2 separate regions of the Homo sapiens genome follow, and region 1 is linked to region 2. A link is an interaction called in ENCODE POLR2A ChIA-PET data of the cell type or tissue named here. Cell type or tissue: CD4-positive, alpha-beta T cell. All regions are shown on one strand. Each heading gives the region's core, and the rest is flanking DNA. Links, peaks and the distances in the headings are about the cores only.

Region 1 (9,961 bases), core at 2,670-7,669, 96 kb before region 2:
GTGAAATGATAGATTTCTTTGGCACAGTTTTTCTAAATAATACTTCTTGGTGAACCTACCCACCAACTCACCCCCATCACATCATGTCATCAAGTATGGATAACACCAACATTCTAGAATCTATTGCATTCTCTTTGTAAGCTATTACTGAGTTTTTGCCACCTCATGTTGCCTACCGGTTTTATGGGTCATGCTAACTGTAAATTGGGGATATTAAAGTTTATATGTGTGTATGTGGCATGAGTAAGTTACTGTTCACAAGGAGGAAAGAATATTCAGCAAATCCAGGAAGCATACTTTCCTCCCCTTTTAAGCCCCTGAGGAGGACTTGGTCATTAAAATCCTGTCCTGGGCTGAGGCTAAGCAGAACCAGAATCCTAACTCCTCCATAGGCAGGCTGTGTGTGCAAATTCGCTAAGCCTCGGCTGCTTCATCCATAAAATGAGGTGATAATATTGACCAATACTGCAGTTTGAGGATTAAGTGAGGGGTTTGGCCAGGTGGGCAGTAGGGCTCCCAGCATCTAAGTGCTTGATGATTGGCCAGTGGCAGTTGTAAGAACTCCCCTGGTCCTCAGCACATGGCAGCATATCTATATTTTGCAAGTATGCCTTGTTTGTATTTCACAATCAAAGTTCAGCTTACTAAATTCACTTTCTTAGGCCAGTGGCCTAGTCAGGGCCATAATTAAACAATTAGCCTTGGGAATAGAATAATGGATTTGCTAAATGGCCTTTTTTCATTGCATCCTACAGTGCAAGTTCAGTAGCCACCAGAGCTTTCTCCCTCTCTCTGCTCCTTTCATATTCCCCCAGACCTAGCTCTGAACACATACAGATGTCTATGTACATCTGCTCTTTATTTTAGAGCAGTGCTCCTCAATAGAACTTTCTGCAATGATGGAAATGTTCTCTAACCTGGGTCATCCAGTACAGTAGCCACTGGCCATCGGTGACTAACCGAGCACTTAAAATGTAGTTAGTGCTAGTGAAGAACTAAAGTTTTAATTTTAGTATTTTAATTAGTTTAAGTGTAAGTCACCACATGTGGTTAGTGGCTACCATATCAGACAGGGCAATTTTAGGCAAAAGACTTTCCTTTTCCCTTTCAGCAAGAGTCTCAGCCATCACTCATAATGTGGGTGCATGACTGTACCCAGTGTTGGAGGATAGAAGCACTTAACTTACACTTCATGGTTTCCGTAGAGTTCTGCAGCTTGACTTTTCAAAAGCAGTCTGTGTGCATGTGAGTGTGTGTTGCAGAGAAAGGGGAATCATATTACCTAAAGACACTGCAAAAGCACAGCTACAGGCTGGGGTAGAAACTTCAGAGCAGTTGCAGAGGTTACTCAGTCCTCTTCTAGTGAAAACAAATCGAACCACAACAATTCACTGTGATTGCCACCGTGGCTTGCTCTTCTTGTGCACCGCTTACCGCAAGGCCATTGGAAATTCAAAAAATAAAGTCCTTGCTTGTTGTGATTATCTTGCTTGGAGCCATAGTTTGAGGAAGGCTCTATGCAGCTCTAGAATAACTGGTAGGAGCCCTCTCAGGGCTCCCAAAAATAATATATCTTAATATAATATAGCTTAATAACTTTCATGCCTTTTTATTTACTTTTTCAAACCAGAGAAACATAGAAGAGAAACCAAAAAAAATTTTTTTTAAGAGAGAGTAAGAGAGAGTAGTTTGAAAAGTCTGCTTTGATCCAAGTCTGCAGGGCCAAGACTCTAACAGCCACATATTTATTTCAAACACTGTTATTTGGTTTATGTTTTCTTGTGGTTCTGACAATGATACTGCAGCTTCTTCAAAGCCAGGAGAGCTCTGTGGAAGCAGGTTAGACAAGAGGATTCCAGCCGAGAGGACCCCTAATGGCTTCCTCTGGGTTCCCGCTCTATGATTCACAAAGGTGTCTTTAGCTGACTTTAAACTCCAGTTGTCATACAGGTTGCAGATTGACTTGGCCAAATTAATACGTGGGGTTGACTCCTTAGGCAATAATCCATTCAGCTGTGGGAAAGGAGCCTTCCAGTTCTAAGCCCAGCTGCCTGGTCCCAGGCCGCCAGCTTTCCCCAGTGGTCGGGTGCTGGTCTCTTACCTGCAGGTCTCAAATCCGATGCTCAGAGCTTTCTCCATCTGGGCCATTGTGGGCAAGGTGCTATTGAAAGCCTTGCAGAGGTCAGCGGCCTCCGTCCGAGAGATGCTGTAGCGACCATTTTTCTCCACGTGGAATACACCTGCAAAGCGGCAGGTTATATTCAAATCTATGGGAAGAAATAGAAATGTTAGATTCTTTTGCATAAATAATTTGGAGACAGTAATAAGTTCAGTTTAGGACAGACTCCTTAAAAAGTCAAATAAGGCCGGGCGCGGTGGCTCATGCCTACAATCCCAGCACTTTGGGAGGCCGAGGTGGGTGGATCACCTGAGGTCAGGAGCTCAAGACCAGCCTGGTTAACATGGCGAAACCCCGTCTCTACTAAAAATACAAAAATTAGGCCGGGCGCGGTGGCTCAAGCCTGTAATCCCAGCACTTTGGGAGGCCGAGGCGGGCGGATCACAAGGTCAGGAGATCGAGACCATCCTGGCTAACACGGTGAAACCCCGTCTCTACTAAAAATATAAAAAATTAGCTGGGCGTGGTGGCGGGCGCCTGTAGTCCCAGCTGCTCCGGAGGCTGAGGCAGGAGAATGGCATGAACCTGGGAGGCGGAGCTTACAGTGAGCTGAGATCGCGCCACTGCACTCCAGCCTGGGCGACAGAGCAAGACTCCGTTTCAAAAAAAAAAAAAAAAAAAAATACAAAAATTAGTCAGGTGTGGTGGCACATGCCTGTAGTCCCAGCTACTTGGGAGGCTGAGGCAGAAGAATCACTTGAACCAGGAGGCAGAGGTTACAGTGAGCCGAGATCATGCCACTACACTCCAGCCTGGGTGACAGAGCGAGACTCTATCTCAAAAAAAAAAAAAAAAAAAGAACAAACAAACAAAAAGCCAAATAAACTTCTCTGCTAGCCAGAGCCTTCAAAATTCACTCCAGCATTCCAAAGCACCATGATATTAAGCTCAAATCTGAGAAAAGACATGGTAAAATAATATCACTCTTACATTCTCTCCATTGATTGCTCTGCAACAAAGTTTTTAAAAAGCAAATGATTTAATTTTGATTATTGATGTCATACAAACTTACAGAAAACTTACAAAACACAGGAAAGCAATGAAGGAAAATAAGTCCACCACTACAAAAACTACAGCAAACACTTTTCTATATCTTCTTCCAGTTTGTTTACTGAATACACACATTCACACGTGCACACATGCACACACGTACTTTATGCATATATACATAAAGTATGTATCTATATACACATACACACATACACACAAATATACATACTCACACATATGCTTGCATAATTGAAATGGTACTGAATATACAGTTCTAGATTTAAGAGTCATTTTTCCACTTAATCTTATGTTATGAGCATTTTTTCACAATCAAGTGATCTCTCCCTGGCTTACAACCTCCAAGAGTTTATGTTCATACCCAGTATAAATGTTCTTATTATGGCTAAAACCAACATAATCTGGCTCCTGGCTCCCTCTCTAACCTCAAAGTAGCTTGCTCTGCTCTAAGCACAAAGCTTGTCTTCAATTCTCTCAGACATTCTGAGCTCCTTCCCATCCTAGAATATTTGTATCTGCCTTCCTCTCTGTCTGGAATGTTCCATCCTCAAATGGTCACATAGGTGGTTCATTTTTTTTATCATTCAGAATTTTAACTCCACGTCACCTCACTTTAGAGTGCTTCCCTAAACACCCTTGTCTAACCCCCAGTCTCTCCCTCAACTCATTTGGCTTTTGTGTCTTCACAACAGCCTGGTCATCTATTGATGTGTGTGGTTACTCTCTTTCTCTCCTTCCTGGAATGAAAGCTCTGAGAAAGCAAGGGCCTTTTACTTGCTTGCAGCTGTTATCTCTAATCCCTATAACAGTACCCAATAGAAAGTAGATGCTCAACAAGTATTTGTTATATAAACGAATGACTCATTGAAATTTCCTCAGAAACACACTTTTAATATATTGGCAGACCAAAAGCCTGTCGTTTGCTCTCAGAGTTAATGGCATTGAAAATGAAGCCTAACTGCTATCAGTTGGGTAAAGAATTATTCAATACAAGGACTTTAGTGAGTTTTGTAGACATTAATCTGAAATTCCAATAGAGAGCTAGAAATCATCCTCTTCTACTTGATCCTGTGTAACAATCTCAAAAGACTTCAAAGGCTGTAATTGAAAACTCCTGGGACTATATGACCCCCGGTTTACACTTGAGGAAACTGCATGCAAAGGGTTAAGTCATTGAAACTATCCTGGTGAAGCTTATTCCTCCTGAACACTTCCTCAGGCCTCAATGACTGTCCTTCTCTAAGAAGACATGTTGACATCCTCTTGGGACAATGCCCCAAGTGCCTGGCCAGGCACCACTCCTTGTTGTTAGTTAAGAACCAGGTCTGGAATCAGACAGAACTGGCATTAACCAGCTCCATCTCTTCCTTGCACAGTTCTAGTGGTGGGTAGGAAGATTCCACTTATTTACCAACAAGAAAGTTGAGGCTCAGGGAAGTGAGTTGCCCAAGGAAGTGAGTGAGTACCTCTATCTAGAGCCTATAGTCTCCTTTCTGAATCCCAGTTGCTCTGTTCTGTATTTCTGAGCTGACAGCAATAGGAGAGGGGACCTATTACTGCAGTGTCCCTGGGTACCCAGTACCTTTGAGATTCTGTGTTGCATCATCTTCAGAAACCTGAAAGGTGAGTTTTATGTATGTATGTATTATTTATGGGTGAAGCTCAGAAAAATTAAATGACTCCCCAACGTCACCCAGCTCTTAAGTGGCAGAGCAGGAAATCTATCTCAGACCTGTTTACCACCCAAACCCATGATTTGAACCACTTTACTATGTGCCCAAGGATCCTTTTCTATCATTAGTGCAACTGAAGAAAGGAGAGAGGCACACCTAAACAACTGTTAAATAATGACAAAGAGTCATTATTATTGAATTGTATGGGCAACCACTGCTTTCTCTTTCCTGAGCAGGAAGCAGGTCTCAACCACGAGGAAACAATGTCTAACAAATGCAAAATGAGGTAAGAAAACTGTTAAAATTCTGTATTATCTTCCTTGATTCTGAAAATAGTAAAAGAAGAAACAAGAAATGGAACTTGAAAAGACATAAGCCAATGTCTATTATTTTTATTTTCTTTTGTTTGCATCATTAGCACATGGGGGGAAAATAACAACTAGGTGAAATGGAGAAAATGTGTTTTTGCAGTTCACTCTTTTTCAAGCCTAATGGTGTTCTCTTAAGCCACTCATGCAGCACTCGGCTGATGGGGCAATGAGAGGATAGAGAAGGAAATGCATAAGGCCCTTTTGCAATACTATTTGTTTTTACTGACATTTTCAACTTTGGCCTCAGTTGGCCAGTCTTACAAAAGGAAACTGTCAATCTACATGACAGACCTTCCGGGGCCTCTCCTTGTCCAGCACACAAAAGAAAAACAAAGCATTCCTATCAGCTTCTTGAAGATAAGGCTGATAGGGGAGCCTCTGATTCCAGGTGAGGCAAACTACCTGTCTGCCCCTGGCCCAGGTGGCTGCTGTCACTCTCAGGTTAAAAATCAACTCTGAGGCATGGACAATAATTGGAGCTCAATGGTAGTTTCTTTCTTATTACAGTCAATTCTACCTTGCCACCTGGCAGACAGAATATGCAAATGTAAGAGGAACCAATTGAGGCTGAGACTTTTCAGTAAAATCCCTTGAGTTTCATGAGTTTCAGCAAAATCCCTTGAGTTTCAGAAGCCAACATAACTTCACTGACAATACATGCATCCATTGTGTGAGTGTGTCTATATGACGGGTCTTCCAAAAGTTCCATGAAAAATACGTGCTATGAAAAAACTATACATAGATTTCAAATTTTTTTTTTTGCACCAAAATAAACTCTCACTAACTTGATATATCTGAACAGGATCTAGTTTGAGGCACTAACAAGGATAAGACATGTTTGAAAAGATCCTCTCTCAGAGCAACATGAATTCTGCTAAAATTGAAGCAAGAACACACACCAAAATTTTTGGTGAAGCTTAGGTGGAAGAATGAAAAAATCATTGATGCTTTATGAAAAGTTCATCAGGACAATGTCCCAAAGAAATCAGCAGCTTACAAACAGATAACTTGTTTGAAGAAGGGACAAGATGATGTTGAAGATGAAGCCTGCAGCGATATGCCATCCACATCAATTTGGGAGAAAAAAATTAATCTTATTTGTGACTTAAATGAAGAGGACCAATGATTAACAGCAGAAACAATGGCCAGCATCATAGACATCTCAACTGGTTCAGCTTACACAAATCTGACTGAAAAATTAAAGTTGAGCAAACTTTCCACTCAGTGGTTGCCAAAACCATTGTGCCCAGATCAGCTGCAACCAAGAGCTGAGCTTTCAATGGAAATTTTAAACAAGTGGGATCAAGATCCTGAAGCATTTCTTTGAGAATTATAACAGGAGATGAAACATGGCCTTATGTGTGTGATCCTGAAGACAAAGCACAATCAAAGGAATAGCTACCAAGAGGTGGAAGTGGTCCAGTCAAAGCAAAAGTGGACAAGTCAAAGCAGGTGGACCAGTGTAGAGCCAAGGTCATGGCAGCCGTTGTCTGAGATGCTCAAGGCATTTTGTTTGTTAACTTTCTGGAAGGTCAAAGAACGATAACATCTGCTAATTATGAGAGTGTTTTCAGAAAGGTAGCCCAAGCTTTTGAAGAAAAAATGTATCGAAAAGCTTCACCAGAGAGTCTTCCTCCATCATGACATGACAATGCTCCTGCTCATTATTCTCATCAAACAAAGGCAATTTTTTTGAGAATTTCTATGGAGAAGCCATTAGGCATCCACCTTATAGTCCAAATTTGACTCCTTCTGACTTTTTTTTTTTTGTTACTTAATCTTTAAAAATCTTCAAAGGGCACCCATTTTTCTTTAGTTAACAATGTAAGAAAGATTGCATTGATGTGATTAAATTCCCAGGACCCTCAGTTCTTTAGGGATGGACTAAATGGCCGCTATCATAGCTTATAACAGTATCTTGAATGTGATGGTGCTTATGTTGAGAAGTAAAGTTTACATCTTTAAACTTTTATCTTTTAATCTCATTTTTCCATGAACATTTTGAATTCTCCTCATACTTATATGTTTGTATGCAAGTGAGTGTGTGGTTGTATGTGCATGTGATCAGCCAAGACAGGATGAAACAGACAAACTCAACCTTTAGCCTTCCTAGATGTGAAGGCTTAAGCAGGTTCTGACACATTGTAGGTATCTGCAAAGGGCTGCTGATTGGATGAAGAAATCCTATGCAAAGTAAAAATTCCACAGCTTACATTTATCTTGATCTCATGAGAAAGTCCAACTCCTAACCCTGACGCTATTTAGCTACTTAGGAGTTGCAAGAATGGTGTCAAATACTTCATTTCTGGTCAACTATCCTGTGAATGTTCACAATCCTTCTACTCTAGGTCCCTCTTGACTTAAAAGGAGCCAACATTTTCAAGGCTGTGTGTCATTCAAACCCTGATAATTTATGAAGACATTTCATCAGGTTTCCTTGATACTAACGCAAACCCAAATTATTACCCGGGAGGATATTAATAATGCCAACAGCAAGAGCAGTGGCTAATATTTATTGTGCATTCATTGTGTATATGCCAGGCTCTATTTTAGGCACTTTAGAATTATTTACTCATTTTATCCTTAAAACATTCCTATGAGGTGGGTAATATTAGTATCCTCATTTTCCAGATGGAGAAACTAACACACAGAGAGGGGAAGAAATAAAGAAACATGCCCAAACTCACAATGAAGTAGAATTAAGGCAAGGTTAAGATGTGAATAGCCATGGACCACAGAACATTGCTTGACAGAGTGCCAGTGTCTCTGGCAATGGTGCTAGCCATGCTGCAAACCACTATAGAGAGGCAAGACTCCTCAGATGTCTGTGTGTCTCTCCTGAGAAACAGAGAACTCTGTGATTCAGGATCCACTTTGATTCAAGAAGCTAATACTAAATGGCTGATTGCATCTCTCAAACAAGCCTTTCTGGCTGGAAATAAACCAAGAATGTTTTCCGTTGAGCCCTCTGGTCTCCAATAAATCTCCTGCATCATGTAATGAATAAAATGTCCCAAGTGCCTCCCTCTGAGCGATAAATGAGCTCAACTGAAAACACTGACTGTTTGAGGCCACTTTTGGATTTGGAGAGGAGACTTCCCGTGGTAGAAATGCCACCAGGCCTTTAGCACGCTCATTACTATAGGGCTGTGGGCAGCACAGAGGGGTCATGGAGACCAGTGTCCCAGTGTCTAGGAACCTTATCTCCCTACCCACATGGGAAGAGGTCTGCTAGGGAGCTGTCAGGAAGGCGAGAAAAAGGAGCTCTGAAAGAAGGTTTTTTTGTCCTATAAAGCTGGTCTGTAGTGCCAAACTTTTATGAAGGTCAGTAGTTCAACCTAGTTAGGACCTCCTCAAACCTGGTTCAATTCCTGACCCTGCCACTCACTTTAGGTGACACAGGTTGTTAATTACTTAACCTCTCTGACTCTCCACCTCTTCCTTGATGGGATGACAATGCGAACCTGTCAGGGTTTATGGGACTATTACATGAAATAAGGTATGTCAAACACTTGATATGGTGTTTGACACTTAATAATCAGAGCCAATGAGCATTGCACACTTATTAGGTGCCTTATGTACTTCAGCTAATTTAATTCTCATAAAAATGCTATGAGGTAGGCACTATTGCTAAACCCATTTTAGAGATGAGGAAACTGAGGCACAAAGTGGTGAAGTCCTTTGCCCAATGTCATCCAAGTGGGAAAGTCAGGATTCTAACCTCTATGCTATGTTGCCTCCTATTCAGGCTCCTGGTTACAGGTACTATGCATTCTCTCCTGGATAAACCATCACTGATCCCAAATGCCATTAATCTCATCTATACTGCCCCCTAAGCCTCAGATCAAGGAAAATAGATCTCTGATAAAATTGTCCGAGCACATTTCAAAGCTTTGCCTAGATTGTAGGGCCTGCGAGGAATAATAGCTTCTTGGTCCACCCCAGTTATTTCTGAAGTTGTAGAAAATCACAACATGTGCTGGGAAGAGAGCACTGTGTAATTTTCACCCAAGTTGCCATTATCTACGTCTTCCCAAACTTTCCTGAGAGGTGAGTGGCCTGGTACTAGTATTGGAGCTGGGCTGCAAGGGATTTTCAATATGGAATCCAGGAGCTGGTCAATACATCCATGGACCTGTGAGATTATATGCAAGATTGTGTGTATGGATGTGTGTGTGTGTGTGTGTGTGTGTGTGTTTAGGTAGGGCAACATCTCTGGTTTTCATTGGTTTTCAAAGTCTGTGACACAACCAGGTAAAGAATTACAAGAAATTATTATCTTCAAGGTCTCTAGTAACCAGAAATTCCAGCATTCTGAAATTTTGGAACTTCTCTGTGGGCTTCGTTGACAACAGAAATGGTGTCTCCCTTCTTCACAATTATATTCCCAGTACCTAGTACAGCCTCCCATGGTAGGCAAATGTTGAATGAAATAATGAATTAATAAATGCTCTCTTTCTGCCCCCAACCCCCGACAGGCTGCAGTCTTATAGGGTGCAAAAAGATCACCTATCAGGTTCCTTTCCCACATCATATCTGAGGAATCACCAGCTGGTGTTTGCTGAGAATTCCTTATTGGATACTTAAAATGTCTTTAACCCAGAACTTTGCTTCTGTGAACATTTGCTGTTTTCCCCGAAAGCAAATGTTTCAGAGACCAACTTTTAGTTTTGTAACTGGCTTTGTCTGTCTGAATGTGCAAGCTATCATCTCAGTTACAGGACAGTATG
Region 2 (9,961 bases), core at 1,972-6,971:
AGAGCCCAGCCAGGTCAAGAATTCCCCCAGTTCTCTTCCTTTGACACTCCACCCTCCAAATCGCACATCTGGAAGGAAAAATGAATCCCATATATATTTCAGAATTTCCATGAAGTTGAGAAGGGAGCACTATGGCATCTTGCAGGTTTTTCTGTTTTGCTTTTATTTTTATTTTTTTTTTTTTTGAGGTGGAGGCTCACTGTGTCACCCAGGCTGGAGTGCAGTGGTGGAATCTTGGCTCACTGCAAGCTCCACCTCCCAGGTTCAAGTGATTCTCCTGCCTCAGCCTCCCGAGTAGCTGGGATCACAGGCGCGCACCACCACACCTGGCTAATTTTTGTATTTTTAGTAGAGACAGGGTTTCACCATGTTGGCCAGAATGGTCTTGAACTCCTGACCTCAAGTGATCCACCTGCCTTGGCCTCCCAGCATCTTGCAGATTTTTGTTTGTTGTGTTTGCTTTGCCAGGAAAAGGAGGAGGTGAAAAGGGAGCCTTGAGGGAGAGAAGACATGATATTGACCATAACAGGTAGGAGGGGCTGGTGGGAGCTGGGAACATTCATTTGTTTAATTAGTCAATATGATGTGAGTAACCACTAAGTACCGAGCTCTGCTTTAAAGATTGAGGGGACAGCAATGAAGACAACAGGCTCCTGACCTCATGGAGCCTCCATTCTAGTGGCAGAGGCAGGCAATAAAAGTCACACATTTATTTATTTGTTTATTTTTTATTATTATACTTTAAGTTCTAGGGTACATGTGCACAATGTGCAGGTTTGTTACATATGTATACATGTACCATGTTGGTGTGCTGCACCCATTAACTCGTCATTTACATTAGGTATATCTCCTAATGCTATCCCTCCCTCCGCCCCGCACCCCACAACAGGCCCCAGTGTGTGATGTTCCCCTTCCTGTGTCCAAGTGTTCTCATTGTTCAACTCCCACCTATGAGTGAGAACATGCAGTGTTTGGATTTTTGTCCTTGTGATAGTTTGCTGAGAATGATGGTTTCCAGCTTCATCCATGTCCCTACAAAGGACATGAACTAATCCTTTTTATGGCTGCATAGTATTCCATGGTGTATATGTGCCACATTTTCTTAATCCAGTCTATCATTGATGGACATTTGGGTTGGTTCCAAGTCTTTGCTATTGTGAATAGTGCCGCAATAAACATACGAAAAGTCACACATTTATTTAAACAACAAAAATACAAGTAAGTAAACGATATTATGCCCACACACATATACATGAAGCAGAGCAAGAGATAGAGTGGAAGAGGGTTTGCAATCCAAGACAGGATAACCTGGGGAGCCCCCACATTGAAGGTGGCATCTGGGTTAAGTCTTGACAGAAGAGGATGTGAGCTGTCATGGTGTCTGGGGAAAGAACATTCTGAGACCAATCAAGAGTCCACTGAGGCTGAAGCAGTAAGTGAGGGGGTGGGAAGCGGGGAGGCTGGAGTGTGAAGTGCCAGGTCAGGGAGGGCCGTGAGGGCCACTGGGCTTTTCCTCTGAGTTAAATGAGGAGCCATGAGAGTTTCTTAAGTGAAGAATGGACACGATTTGACGTCTCTTTGAGGGTCACTTTGGCTGCTGCATGGAGAATAGAGGCAGCATTGGGATGGGGGGTGCTACTGAATCTCTGAAGTCTGATCTCACTGTCAAAAAGGGGAATTGGAGCTGGGCACGGTGGCTCACTGTAGCTCACACCTTTAATCACTCCTTGACTCTTTGGGAGGCCAAGGTGGGAGGATCGCTTAAGCTCAGGAGTTTGAGACCAGCTTGGGCAACATAGTAACACCTCATCTCTACTAAAATTCAAAAAAAAATTAGCTGGGCATGGTGGCACATGCCTGTAGTCCCAGCTACTCAGGGGGCTGAGGTGGGAGGATCACTTGAGCCTGGGAAGTTGAGGCTGCTGTGAGCCCTGATGGTGCCACCACACTCCAACCTGGGTGACAGAGCTAGACCCTGTCTCCGAAAAACAAAATGCTAGGAGAAGGACAGGAATTGGAAGGTTTTAGAGAGGTTGAAGACCAGAGTGCCACAAAAACTTTCTCTTATGTCATCAGGACTTATAGAAACTGGAAATACTTTGGGCGTATTCAGTGTTAATTAATGGTGTCCACACACCCCCTAAAATCATCTTGGTTATCACCAGTAGTTCATTTCCCACTGCTTGGAAAATGTGGTCTAGAGAAAGGCCAAACGTTCACCACACAGAGAGACTATAAGTTTGTCTGCCCATGGAGGTTCCCTTCAGGTGGCTGTTATTCAGATGTGACTTAAGAGACCCTAAGTTTGACCCTCTTAACTGTATAGCTTGGACTAAAATTCAAAATGTAAGCTGTTTTATTCAAATGCAGTGGGGTCACTAATTGATTTACACACTCTCAGCTGTGCGAAAATATGCAGCTTCTTTGTTTTCTGTAACTGATCAAATCTTCCCTGTGCGCCCTTAACCCTGTGGAGAAACGAGGAAAAGACCAGACTTACACAATCAGGGACTCTTGGTCTCTTCCAGCATCCTTAAGTTCCCCAACGTTAGCACCTGTTTCTGTGGTTGGTGGGAGTGGCATTACCATGTGACTATGCATGTGGGAATCAGGTCCTATGCTAGTTCCCCTGAGGTGATCCTGGTTTAGGCCCTCCATTGGCATGCAATGGCATTCATAGCTGTGGAACACTGACAATGTCATTGTCCCTAGAAATCAAAGTCCTTGATCTCAGTGGCTTCCACTTCCCAACCTCAGGCCTCTACATTTTCAGCAATCTCCCTTGAATTTCCCTGACCTTTACCGGGGCCTGTAGAAACATAGGGAAACATCACATTGCTGTCTATGAAGGTTCCTCTGTCTGCTAATGCTGCACTATCTCATTCAAGCCATGTTAGACATGGTGCCAAGACAAATACGAGGCTTCTCCTAGGTGCTTTCAGCCTCCTCCAGGCCATGTGTGGGAAAGTATGTCACTTGCCCAATGTTCTTAGGTTCCTAATACCTTTCTAAATGCTTCTATAGCCCGCCCCCAACAAGGCTTGACCCCAAGGAAGAGTGGAGGCAAGACCCTAATATTTGAAGGTCACACTCTGCCTCTATTTCTTTCTCATTCACAATCTCTCTTGGGCAGGAAGGACTGAACTTAACCTTTTGTCCCCTTCCTTTCTGGTAAGAACTTTCCCCATAAAATTTATTTTCTTTTGTTAAAATGGCACCCATTCTGCCTGCTTCCTTGAAGCCATGATAGTGTGTCAGATGTGCTCTCAGGGAAGTGGCCAAGAAGGCAGAATTAGGAAAGCAAGAGGTTTCTTGGGTGTGTTAGTTCTGGCTGCTGTAACAAAGTATCACAGACTGGGTGGCTGAAACAACAGAAGTTTATTTTTCACAGTTCTGGAGGTGGAAGTCTAAGATCAGGGTGCCAACATGGTTGGGTTATGGTCAGGGCCCTCTTCTGGGTTGCAGATTCCAACTTCTCATTGTATCCTCCCATGGTGGAAAGAGTGAGAGAGCTCTCTGGGGTTCTTTTTTATAAAGGCACTGATCCCATTCACGAGGGCTGTACACTCATGACCTAATTGTCACCCAAAGTCCCCACCTGCTCATACCATCACCTTGGAGGTTAGGATTTCCACATATGAATTTTAGGGGACACAATCATTGAATCAATTGCATTGGGAAATGAAGACAAAATGGGGAGGAAACAGGATTGGACTGCATGAGCCTCAGAGCTCAGTGCAGACCTGACAAAGTTTTGGCTCACTTCATGGGCATTTCGAAAACAAATATTGCTCATTTGAGGAGCCCCATGTTGAAAGAAATGGCCAAGCCATAGCAACCCCTCTGTGCTCAGCCCTTCTCTGGGGGCTGCCCAAGAAGAGGATGGCCTGAGCTTCAAAGATGAGACAATGCTAAGGTGCAAACAGCTGGGGGCTGCAAACTAACTGCACTCCTTGCAGCTGAACAGCAAGTTCTTTCTCAGAGGGAGATCCTCATGGGTGCCTCCAATACTGTCACAGTGGTGGAAAGGTCACTAGAGAATGATTGGTAGGGAAGAATAATGAAAATCCCATCAGTTTAATGTTTTGTAAGTGTTTTTTACATATTGCCCAAGCTTCTAAAGTCATCACTGAGCATAATCTTTGCCCACATCCTCTTCACTGCAGGTGAGGTTTATCCACTGTGACCACAGCATACAGCAAGTTACACAGATTTGACTTCTCTTGAACCTTTCCCAAGAACATCTTCACAGAATATAGTGCTGGGGTGATGCCTGAAAACTGTGAGCGTGGTTCTCACAGAGTCTTCTGCTTTTTATCTCAGAGATTTCCATGAAACCCAAAAATCTCCATTTTAATTTAATGTTTGGAACCAGGAAGTGCCCAGCAGTTAATCTAAACCTGTTTTTACCACGACAGCATTCTGTGTACTGCCCGGGAAATGTCAATGGTTTGTTGATACCAAATTAATGATGCATATCTCTAGCAAAGAAATCTCCAGTGAGTCAGAAACCAATCGTCAAACTGTCCGTCCACCAGGTTTCCTTCCTGTGAGTCACTTTAAGAAGGTTGACTTCTTCTTTCTCTGTTTCCAGCCTTTCTCTGGTTTAATCAATGAGAGTTAAAGCCATATGATAATTCTTGGAAGTATTGACAGATGTGACTGGTCCTCCCTCCTGGACAAGCCTTGAAATGGAAGTGATAGAGAGGAGATAAAAGGAGGTGGGAAAGGAAGTATGTAGACAGAGGGAGAAACAAAAAGGACCAGAGGTCTAGAAATTTCTTACTGCCCCAGAAGTTAAAACATTGTTTTGTTAATCATAATTTATCACAAAGGTGGCCAGTTTCCGGGGAATTGTGTTGCCAGACAAAATGCGGGACTCTCACTGAAATTAGAATTTCAAATAATAAATAATTTTAGTATAATTATGTCCAATGCAATATTTCAGACAAACTTACATTAAATTTTTTTCTTTGTGTATCTGAAATTCAAATTTAACTAGGTGTTCTGTATTTTTATTTGCTAAATCTGACAACCATATCTGGGAGATATTTTAATTTCCATTGCATTCCTTTTGTTGATGAGTGTGATGAGCTACTATATTGAACAGGAAGTAGAGAGGATAGCGCCATCCTCTTATTGTCTAGCAGAAAGATCCAGGTTATTTGGACTTAATAGTTCCTTACTCCCGGGGCAGTCTCTGCCTTCCCAGCCCCACTCAGCACTGAGCATTTCAAACTGACCATTGGCTGAAACCCATCAGCCAATCATTGAAACTGGACTTGCTGTCCTTGCTTTGGAATTGTCTATATCTATTATAAGGTGCGCTTGGATTTCACAAGCCTAATGAGCCTCATTCTTGCCTTAATCCTCCCCATGTTTGTCCAATCAATAGGAGAGATCTTTTGCTTTGGTTTCTGCCTACACCTGGGGTCTTGGACTCTAGACTATTCAGATACGGTCTTGACATCCTGCCTAAACCTTGCCATTTCCTTCTTTTCAGTGGTTTCCCTCAGTCCATGATAAACATATCACTTGGAAACACAATACTGCCTCCAAGCCTCACCATCTTCTAGGACAGAGGTTGCCAAACATTTTCTGCAAAGGGCTAGATAGAGTATATTTTTGGCTTTGCAAACCCTGCAGTATCTGTCACAACTCCTCAATTCTGTCATTGTAACATGTGAACAGACATGTGCTTCTGTACAGCATTATTTATCAACAAGTAAAGCTGTGACAGGTCACGGGCTATGTTTGGCCCAAAGGCCAAAGTTTGTTAACCTCTGTTCTAGAAGAGCCTGGGATCTTGCCTTTCTTGCCAAAAAGTTTCCACTTAGTTATAGATGCTGGCCTATTAGCTCAAGGAGCCACGTATTGTTTACTTAATGTGATGCTGATGGCCTCTCTATGACTCCATCAGAGACCAGTCCTATTTTACAGCCTTGGCACCCTCATCTTGGGCTTGGCAGTTCCAAGCTTTCTTCTCTTCCCTCTACCAGCTTCTGAGGTCCCTGCATGACTTGCTGATGAGCACACTCAATAAGCCAACTTCTACTTGTTTCCACACTATAGCTAGGATCCACTACCCCCTTTATTTCCACAAATGCTACCTTACTTTGAGACTTAGTTGCCAATGCTTTGGACTGACTCTGTCTCATCTTTGTACTTCTACCTGAGAAATCTTCAACTGCTCATCACTGCTGATATGATTTCCTTTGCATAATAAGTCCATGAAACTACCCACCAGTGCTGAGAATGGTTTGCCTTATAATAGCTATGGATTTAAAGAAAAACCCTTCTCTCTCAAATGATTAAAAATACCTTGCAGTAGGACAAAAAACCAAACAATGCATGTTCTCACTCATAGATGGGAATTGAACAATGAGAACACCTGGACACAGGAAGGAGAATATCACACACCAGGGCCTGTTGTGGGGTGGGGGGAGGGGGGAGGGATAGCATTAGGAGATATACCTGATGTAAATGATGAGTTAATGGGTGCAGCACATCAACATGGCACATGTATACATATGTAACAAACCTGCATGTTGTGCACATGTACCCTAGAACTTAAAGTATAATAAAAAAATATATATATATATATATATACTTTGCCGTAACCAGGCAAAGGCAGCTAGTACACGGCTATAGGGATACATGTAAAGCACTTTAGCATGAAGAAAAATCAACATTATGAATTGTATTAATGTTGTTCTTAAAAGTAATTCTATGACCTTAGAACAACATTGCAATGGTGTGAAAATGCAAAGCAGATTTTATAAACAACCAAATATGTGTATGAATACATCCATTTATTCACAAGGGCAGGACTTTGGAACCCAATGAATGAATTTCAAAAATAAAATTTTAAATTAGGAAAAAACAACAATTTTGAAACCAAGTCCACACAAATCTATAAAAATAATGTTGATTGGCTACTGTTCTGGGTCAGTGTGACCACTTTGACTACACATCCTTTTAAGGGATAAATATTTCTCACAAAAGTTAAGTGCAATTGAAGGCTTTGTAAGCCAAATCCTATTTTAAATACAGAGAGCTCATTTTTTAATTTTGGAGATGTCCTTCCCTCATTTTAAAAAATATGTTTTTAATTTATTTTCTTACATTATAACAGATTTTCAATAACCATTATATCTGTAAATTGAAACTCTCTATACCTTCCTAGGAAGAATCTGTTTTGAGTCATCTGAACTCCTTCAAACCAGTCAACTATTACAATTTAATTATGATGAGTTTGGAAAAAATCTAAAACCATCAGATATTTACATTACTGCCATTTTGTGGTTTGATTATAGCTAATTGCATTACACCAGTGCTCCGCAAATACTGGTGAATTGAGGTAAATGGCTATGTAATAATTGTGATCAATGGTCAAAACTTTATTAACACACTTTTTAACAGGTGTATTTGGGATAATCATTATACAATAGACTGCACATATTTAGAGCATACAATCTGATAAATTCTGACATAAGTATAAACCCATGAAACAATCACTACCTTCAAGATAATGAACATATCCATATACCCTAAAAGTTTCCTTATTCCCCTTAGTAATCCCTCCCTCTCATGTCTTCCCATCCGTTCCCTACCCCATCCCCATGTAACCACTGATCTGCTGTCACTATAGATTAGTTTACATTTTCTAGAATTTTATATAACTGGAATCCCACACTATGTACTCTTTCTTGTCTGGCTTCTTTCATTCAGCAAAACTATTTTCTCCATATTAACGTGTGCATCAATCATTCATTCCTTTTTATTGATGAGTAATATTCCAATTTGTTTGATAACTGTTTTAAATACAGTTTGTGCATTCATCTGCTGATGGGCTTTTGGGTTGTTTCCAGTTTGGGGCTATTAGAAATAAAACTGCTATGAACATTCATAAATAAGTCTTTATATGGTTGTATGCTTTCATTTATCTTAGGTAAATACCTAAGAATAGAATGACTGGGTCGTATGTTAGCTATGTGTTTAACTTTCTAAGACACAGCTGAACTGTTTTCCAAAGTGTTTGTACTACTTTACACTCCCTCCAGCCATATCTGAGAGTTCCATATATGAGAATCCCAGCTCTCCTACATCCTCATTAACATTTGGTATGGTCAGTCTTTTTAAATTTTTGCCATTCCAATATGTGCCCATATTAGGTATTTCTGATGTAGTTAGGCTTTGTGTCCCCACCCAAATTTTATCTTGAATTGTAATCCCCCAGGTGTTGAGGGAGAGATCTGGTGGGAGGTGATTGGGTCATGGGGGTGGTCCCTCTCATGCTGTTCTCATGATAGTGAGTGAGTTCTCACGAGATCTGATGATTTCATAAGTGTTTGACAGTTCCTCTCTTACTCACTCTTCTCTCTCCTGCTGCCATGTGAGAAGGTCCAAGCTTACTTTCCCTTTGCCTTCCAACATGATGGTAAGTTTCCTGAGGCCTCCCCAACCAGTCAGAGCTGTAAGTCAATTAAACCTCTTTCCTTTATAAATTACCCAGTCTGGGGTATTTCCCTATAGCAATATGAGAACAGACTAATACAATTTCATTATTACATTTCATTATGTAATTTGCATTGCCCCAGTGACTAATGGTGTTAAGAACTTTTCCATGTGCATATTTGACTCTGATGTATTCTTTGGTGAAATGTCTTCCCAAATATAAAATTTTTTAAATTAGGTTTTTTTGTTTTCAGTTTTGAGAATTCTTTATATATTTTGGATCCAGATATCATAACTATATAATTTGCAAATATTTTCTCCCAGTCTGTAGCTTGTCTTTTTATCCTCTTAACAAAGTTTTTCACAAAATGTTTTTAAATTGTTGATATAGTCCAGTTTTTAAATGTTTTCTTTAATAGATCATGCTTTTGGAATTCTTTGCCTAGTTTTAGATCCCAGATACTTTCTCTTCTGTTTTTTTCTATATGTTTTATAGTTTTATGTTTTATATTTAAATCCATAATCCATTTTCAGTTAATTATTGTATAAACTATGAGACTGAAGTTGAGGTTGTTTTTTTTTGTTTTGTTTTGTTTTGTTTTGTTTATGCTTATAAGTGTCTGTTTCTGCTTTTTGAAAAGACTATCCTTCCTCCATTGTATTGCTTTTGCACCTTTGTCAAAAATCAGTTGGTGCATCTGTTTAGGTCTACTTATGGGTTCTGTTTCTTTGATCTGTGTGTCTGTCCCTCAACCGTGTCATACAGTTTTGATTACTATAGCCAGATAAATAGTCTTGAATTGGAGTAGAATGATCGCTGCCACCTTATTTTCTTTTTAAAAATTACTTTAATTAGTTATGTTGCCTTTTCATATAAATTGTAAAATAATCTTGTCTGTATTTATAATATATCTTGCAGGGTCTTTGATAGGAATTGGGTTAAACCTGTATGTCAATTTGAGGATAACAGACATCTTTACCATGTTAAGTTTTCTGATGCATGAACACAATATATGTCTGTCCATTTATTTAAGTCTTCTTTAATTTCTTTCACCAGGCTTTTGTAGTTCTCAGCATATACTTCTTGCAAACATTTTGTTGGATTTATACCTAAGTACTTTACTTCTTTTTAGCAATTGTAAATGATATTGTATAGTTACATTTTATATCCACATGCCCATTGCTAGTTTGTAGAGATAAAATTGTCTTTTCTTTTTCTTTTCTTACCTTCTTTTTTTTTTTTGAGACAAGGTCTCGATCTCACCCAGGCTGGAGTCGCAGTGGCACAATTTCAGCTCACTGAAACCTCTGCAACCTCTACCTCCTAGGCTCAAGTGATCCTCCCACTCAGTCTCCAGAGTAGCTGGGACCACAGACGCTTGCAGCCACACCTGGCTATTTTTGTAGAGATGGGATTTCACTATATTGCCCAGGCTGGTCTCAAACTCCTGAGCTCAAAGCCTTCTGCCCACCTTGGCCTCCCAGAGTGCTGGGATTACATGTG

The links. ChIA-PET counts read pairs that join two places held together with the same protein. Peaks named below come from ENCODE experiments on the same cell type or tissue, not always from the same donor. Only the 100,000 strongest peaks of a DNase experiment are listed, where the experiment ranks them.
Region 1: POLR2A ChIA-PET joins it to region 2 with 10 read pairs; 9 of 35 experiments call an interaction of 5 or more read pairs at or near these places.

What each region holds. Positions count from the first base shown.
Region 1 is chr11:35,168,881-35,178,841 of GRCh38, reverse strand. It overlaps CD44 (CD44 molecule (IN blood group)), which reads right to left. Exons shown (of 18, transcript NM_000610.4): 2 at 2,102-2,267. Among named protein-coding and RNA genes, the nearest start is that of SNORD164, 11 kb to the right of the region's middle. RefSeq lists an enhancer at 5,282-5,783. In CD4-positive, alpha-beta T cell, for the core only: no CTCF peak of the experiment used is centred there; DNase peaks (open chromatin) are centred at 4,871 and 5,418; H3K4me3 peaks cover 1,600 bases; H3K27ac peaks cover 3,919 bases.
Region 2 is chr11:35,072,396-35,082,356 of GRCh38, reverse strand. No RefSeq gene overlaps it. Among named protein-coding and RNA genes, the nearest start is that of CD44-DT, 61 kb to the left of the region's middle. RefSeq lists an enhancer at 4,214-4,263. In CD4-positive, alpha-beta T cell, for the core only: no CTCF peak of the experiment used is centred there; DNase peaks (open chromatin) are centred at 4,186 and 4,496; H3K4me3 peaks cover 1,037 bases; H3K27ac peaks cover 3,462 bases.